2 separate regions of the Homo sapiens genome follow, and region 2 is linked to region 1. Evidence: chromatin contacts called from ENCODE Hi-C or POLR2A ChIA-PET data. All regions are on one chromosome and are shown on one strand. The core of a region is the stretch at or near the end of the contact, and the rest is flanking DNA. Distances in the headings are between cores, read along the strand shown.

Region 1 (3,097 bases), core at 279-2,778:
CTCTGAGCCCTCCCTGTGACCAGTCCCTGACCTTGGCCGGTTTCGGCCGATTTAGCAAGAATCCTGCTGAGTCGGTTTAGTGAAAATCGTCTACTCTTGGTCCCTGATCAAAGTCCTCAACTCCCACCCTCGGTCTGTGACCACACTGCCTGCCTTTTCAGCAAAAATCCTGTCTATGCAGCTAGAACCCGCCTTGCCCCTGACCCTTCCTCTTAGTAATTTTCTCTCCACTCCCGACCCTACGCCTGGGCTGTCAATTCCCACTTTTTCTATCTGGAGTTGAGCCGGATCTGCCTCCCCTAACCCAACATCTCGCTTTAGCAGCCCCCCCACCTTGAATAAAAGCAGCCTTGCCCTCTTTAACAATTAATAAGCACAGACTGGGACAGGACATCCCCCTCCATCCCAGCGCCCATGCACCCTCAGCCACGGTCCTCAGACCTCAAGAAACCCAGCGGGTGACAAGCTTGGGTGTCAGCGGGGCTGGGATTGCTGCTGGGGGCACAGGAGCTCGGGAGCACTTTGCAGGTGAGCAGGGCCTGGACAGGGGCTTCTCTGCAGCCCACCCCTGGGGAGGACTCCGGGCCCTCGCCCTGGACGGCAGAGCTCGTTTTGCTGTTGCCCTACTGTCTCCGCGACCTTGGGGGTTCACTTAGCACCCCCAGGCCAACACCTGGCCTCTCCATGCACCAACACCTGGCCTCTCCTTCCCTGGCCTGCCGCCCTGCCTGTGTCTGGACTGTGGTTCACCGAGTGTGCACGTGGGCCTCGGAGGCTGCCCTATAGAGCCCAAAGTCCCAGGGAGGAGCAAAGGGGACCAAGTGCACACTCACCCAGCTTCCTCTGCCCGGCAACGTCCCTGCCCCCATCTCCCCTCCACCGCCACCAGGGCCTGCATCCCCATCTGCAAAGGGGACAGGGTGCCCACGCCTTCTGAAGCACGCGCTCTCCAGGCCGCTCTCCGGGCGTCACCCCGCCCTGCTCCCCTCGCCCCTGCACAGCCCGAGTCCAGCCTGGTCGCTGCCATCAGGACGATCAGGACCGACCGCCACCATCAGTGGGGACCGGCCAGGGCGGTTAGGCCCGGTCCGGGGCCCCAGGTCCCGCGTCCCCGCCGAGGCCAGGCAGGGAGGCCTGGCTGCCCCGGGCTTTAGAACCAAAATAAGCCCCGAAATGATTGGCGGCGCCCATGCGCCAGGAGAAAACCTAAAGGACGAACGTTCCCGAGTACATATAAGGACGATTAATATTTATTGCACAACTTTTTTTTTTACTTCCTTGTTAAAGAGGAAAACCTTACGCTAAAAATAAAACGACTAGGAGCCCTTGTGCCTGCGTGGGTGGCGCTCGCGCCTTTAAACCTGAAGCCACAGGGGCTCAGCCCCCCACCCGCGCAGGGCGGCTCCTGCGCATGCGTAAACAGAAGGGGTCGGGGCGCGGCCCAAGACGACGCCAAGGGAGCGGACGGGCGGGGAGGAGGTGGCCTCTGCGCAGGCGCAGAGAGGAGCGAGCGACTCCTGCGCAAGCGCAGAGTGAAGGGCCGGGAACAGTGGAGGGTGCGAGGAAGACAATGGGGGAGGACCCTGAGGCGGCCTCTGTGAGCCGACAGGAACACGTGGTCGATCAGAGAGAGACTCGTAAGTGCACGGAGCTGATGAGGTGACTATGGCGTTGCGCAGGCGTCCTGTAGAGGCGGGTTGTCATCGGCGCAGGCGCGGTGTGGAGGAAGCCCCGGCGCCGGCGCAATGAGGAGGCGGCCGGACTCGGCGCTGGCGCAGTGTGGAGGAGGCTCCGGCGCAGGCGCAGACGCAGGGCGGGCAATGGCCGCCTGGGTCTCTCGGGCAGCCCTGCCCACCTCTCTCGCGTCTCCTGGTCTTGGCCTGCGGCTCTCTTTCTGGCAGGTGCCGCGGCGTCTCCTGCGGGCCTGACCGTGTTCTCCCGCCTAGCCAGGCTCTTCTGCGCTCCTTTTTTGTTGAGATTTTTCCATCCCCTGCACAGGAAGTGTCCTTTAATTACTCCAGTGTTTTTTTAGTTACTTTTTAAGAAACATTTTGGACTTTTCGATACAGAATAGTGTCAAAAAAAAAATTTAACCTTCTTCAGGTTATATTTTAGTGAATGATATTAATATATGTTCCAAAGTTGTATGGGATTTCTAAAATTCTAATTTTTCTGAGTATATGCTACCGATCATAATTATGGTTATGTTGTTGTTATAACCAAATTTCTTTGTCAATTGTGTCTTTTTGAGTATTTAAAGTCATTTCCGCAGTTAATTGCTTCATGCTGATGTAGTTTCTGAAAACTTCACAAGCACACAAAAATCCTAGAACATGGTGTCTTTTAGGAGGTTCGTGAACGGATGGGGAGGACCCTGAAAAGCACTGTGGAATACAGGTTTCTAGTAACTTCAAAATCACATCATTTGGACTGGGTAAGAATTGCTGAAACTTTAATGAAAAGACTGACTGGCTTATAAAACTGCTAACCCAAATAGAATAAAAATTAATTGAATACCGAGGAAATGCTTCACCAGGTTTGCATACTTAATCAGCCTATACTGAAATTGTTTAGATATACAATTTGAATGAACTCCATGGTCTAAGTCAAATTACCTGTGATAACCCATCAGTTATCCATGCTATGTGCCCAATTTGGAGAAACAACTGGCACCCAAGAGGACATAAGTCCGATGTTAAGCATGGACTCATGGAGAACCAAGATGGCTGCCTTGTCCTTCGTGAGTCCTTAAAGCTTTTGTTATTAAAAGTTATGCATTCCATGACTCATCCTGGAAAAGATAAAATGATCCAAATTAAATATGTTGGTGTGGTGACTTACAGATTGTTAAAATAGTTTATAAACAATGTTTAGTTTGTCAAACCCATACTCCTGGGAAGTCAATCAAAGCTTCATGTACATTTGGCTACCTGATGAGGCATTTAAACATTTATAAAGGGGTTTCATTCAGTTGTCATTTTCAATGTATGTGTTCTGGTTGTACTAAAGCTTTCCCATGCAGGAGGGCTAATGTTATAACAGTAGATTACTATGTATCAGTGTATTTTCACCAGGTAAAGAGCTTTTTATGGTTCAC
Region 2 (3,097 bases), core at 383-2,882, 80 kb before region 1:
GGCCTGGACCACCCTGGCCTGTGTCTTCCAGCATCATCTCCCAGGCCGTCTTTTCTTTCATAGCTCACTGCATCCTCAGCCTCCTGGGCTCAGGCGAAACTCCCACCTCAGCCTCCCGAGTAGCTGGGACTATAGGACCCACCGGGGTCCAGCAGCGGGTCCACACTGAAGCCAGGTTGATGTGGCGCTTTTCCCTTCATTTACTGGTAGGTATTATTCAGTATATTATTGAGAGCAGTAAACACACAGGACTCTTCCCTTCATTAACCGATAGGTATTATTCAGTATATTATTGAGAGCAGTAAACACACAGGAATTTTCCCTTCATTTACCAATAGGTATTATTCAGTATATTACTGAGGGCAGTAAACACACAGGACTTTCCATGTGCCAGGCTCTATCCTCAGAGCTTTCTGTATCGCGACTCATCTAATACCAGGCTCTATGGGGCAGGCGTTTTTCCACCGATTTTACAGATGGGAACACTGAATCGGGGAGACACCAAGGACCTGTCTGAGGTGGCCGGCCAGGGTGAGGCATGTGGACCAGACGGCCCGGCCACCCTCCATCCACCCACGGCCCCACAGGAGCCTCGTGAAGGGCTCCTGGTGTTCCGAACGCCGGGACACAGAGGTCCAGCCACGAGGCTCTGCTGTAATAAATAACCACAGACAGGGGCACTTTAAGCCACGGGGATCTGTTCCCCCCCCCCCCCACCCCGTCCTGGGGACAAGAAATGCAAGGCTGAGCTGTGGGCAGGGCTGAGCTCCCCGTGGAGACTCTAGGGAGGATCCTTCTTGCCTCTCCCAGCTCTGGGGGCTCCAGGAGCTCCTGGGCTTGTTACTGCAGCCCTGCATCCCCTTCCCTTGGCCTCCTCCTCTGCGTTTAATCTCCCTCCACCTCCCTCTTATGAGGACAGGGGATTGCATTTTGGGCCCAGGGAAAGTCCTCATCTCGAAGTCTTTAATTTAACCACACCTCCAAAGACCGCTTTTCCAAAGAAGGTGACATTTACAGGTTCCACGGCCGGGGCCCGAGATACTCGGGGCACCTTCCAGAGGGTCGCGGAAGCGGAAGCTGGTCCTTCCCCATCCCCCTACCCCATCTTTCTATCCCATTTCTCTTGGATTCCCTTCTCCAGGGCCAAACTCAGGGAGGCCCAAAACTAGATAAGACAGACACTTTCTTATTCCTCCAAACACACTAGATCCCTGACTCACTAAATGAAGGCACGGAGGCAAAAATTAGCCTTTCTATCTTGGGTAATCTTCTCATCACTCACACAGCAGAAAACCACCACCTGTCATTAGCGAGATATATTAAGCTGTTTAATACCAGGCTTTCAGCCGGCAGAGCTCTGGAAGGTGCGGGGCTCTCCCTGGCAGTGACTCCGGCACGACCTTTTGGTCCCCGAGTTCGCGGTCCACGCTTCCTGCCCATTTCTGCGTCACTTGTTCCAGCCCCGTGGGGTAGGTGTTTGGCAAAACGCGGCCGTCTTATTTAAAACCCCTGGCACCTTGCTCATCCCCCATCTGTCATTCTCACGATGTGCCACCGCTGTGGTCTGGACTGTTTGCGTGAGGACGGCGAGCTCTCCAGCCACAGGGCTGCAGGCAGGAGGGGCCCCATTGGGCTCGGCCAGGACCTGGACCAGCTGCAGCCAAGGCCTTCCCGCTCAACACAGGAGGTCTTTTTCAGCGGCCATGTGTGAGTCAGGAGAACTGGGAATGAGAATGGCACAGGGCCCAGGAAGGACCGGAGGGCGGCGATGTGCGGAATTATTTATACACCAGCCAGAACACATTGCAGCAAAGTTCCCAGAAAATGCATTCCTCACAGAAAAGGGGGCTGCCTCATTGCACGTGGAAGGAAACTCACTTCCCACACATCGGAGCCCAGACAATCCGCCTATTTCACACAAACCCGGAGGTGCTGAAGGTTATGACGAGACCTCATCTGGACGTGAAGGGCCCCTCCTGGGTGGGACATTTCCCTGCTTCTGGTCCTAGAGTGGCCCCCGTGGGGCTGACAGGGAGGCATCTTGGTGGTGGGGGGGTGGGGTGCGTGGGTGGGGCAGGGTGTGGCCCGACTACGGGTCCTGGTGTCGCTACTCACCCTGGCTGTGATCCCCATCCATGAACAAGATGCCTGGTGGGCGGTCTTGGAAGGGGCTCCCAGTGCTGAGTTTGAGGAGGAGGAATCCCCAGCGTGGGACCCTCCAGCCAGCATGCAGTTGTTACAGGTCAGGACTACAAACACGTTGAGGAGGCTGCCCGGGACCCCACTCATGCCGTCAGCAGGAGCCGTGAGAGTCGTGGCGTCTGTTCAGTCAGGTCACTCTTGGTGGAGGATGTGGGATGGACCCACAGGTGCCGTGGAGGCTGGCAGCTGTGCTGAGATGCTAAGGACCTCAGCTCCAGGCACCAGTTGTCCAAACCTGAGCTTCTTGTTGGGACAGGTCATTCCCCTGGCTCACACCGGCTCTGTGGAAACGCTGCCCTCAGAGGAGAGCTGGGGGTGTAGGCAGCGGGCGTCTCCCCTTCCACCCTCCACAGCCCCCATGGCAGTGTCAGCCTCTCACAGGGGAGGGACAGGGACACGGACCTGGCTTGTTGACCCCACACTGAGCCGTGACACCAGCCCCCTGGGTGGCCAGTCTTGGGGGTCTCCTCAACCCAGCAGAGGGGCCTGAGTCCTCACAGTCTGAGACAGCCACACTGACAAGAGCCCCTGTGATCTAAGGACTAGAGATTTCCAAGCTTTTCCAATGAACCTGCCTTCTTCGGAACCCATGGGGACAGGCAGCACTGAGCCAAGACCCTGCCCAGGGCAGGGGTCGCCTACTGACCTATCTTTTATTTTCTCAGAATTTCTCTGATTGGCCACGGGCCTCATCACAACCATGCCAGGCGGATGGCTTTCCCCCCTGGTGTTTCGTTACGCAGGCACAGGCCTGTGCGCCTGACTGAGCCCGCCGTCCCCCATCAGCTCTGACGGGTCGCTGTGGTGCGGCTAAAGGGCTTCAGAACCATTCAGGTGAACCCTAGGACCCTCCTAACCGGCCCCAGGTACCCCTCCCGGGTCTGCAGGAAACCTC

Evidence for each region. Hi-C counts contacts between places; a loop is a spot of excess contacts on that map. ChIA-PET counts read pairs that join two places held with the same protein, here RNA polymerase II (POLR2A). Pooled maps may share reads with other maps.
Region 2: a map of ascending aorta shows a loop between it and region 1 (10-fold over the local background). The contact joins the enhancer-like site here to the promoter of LINC03015 in region 1. A Hi-C loop is called at or near these places in 5 of 168 maps with a recorded cell type or tissue (aorta, ascending aorta, cardiac septum and 2 more) and 16 of 50 pooled maps. POLR2A ChIA-PET finds 5 or more read pairs at or near these places in 2 of 52 experiments (H1 and PC-9).

The regions. Positions count from the first base shown.
Region 1 is chr7:147,869-150,965 of GRCh38, reverse strand. It overlaps LINC03015 (long intergenic non-protein coding RNA 3015), which reads left to right and starts at 1,528. Exons shown (of 3, transcript NR_134325.1): 1 at 1,528-1,637; 2 at 2,348-2,434. It overlaps LINC03014 (long intergenic non-protein coding RNA 3014), which reads right to left and starts at 1,248. Exons shown (of 2, transcript NR_108065.1): 1 at 834-1,248. RefSeq lists an enhancer at 1,503-1,797.
Region 2 is chr7:227,991-231,087 of GRCh38, reverse strand. The region is part of intron 3 of FAM20C (FAM20C golgi associated secretory pathway kinase); the gene reads right to left. Among named protein-coding and RNA genes, the nearest start is that of FAM20C, 37 kb to the right of the region's middle. Within about 2 kb of position 1,632, at least 15 of the 41 ENCODE cell types and tissues checked have a DNase peak (open chromatin) inside an H3K27ac peak, as active enhancers do; they include ascending aorta and gastrocnemius medialis, where a contact is called at or near this core.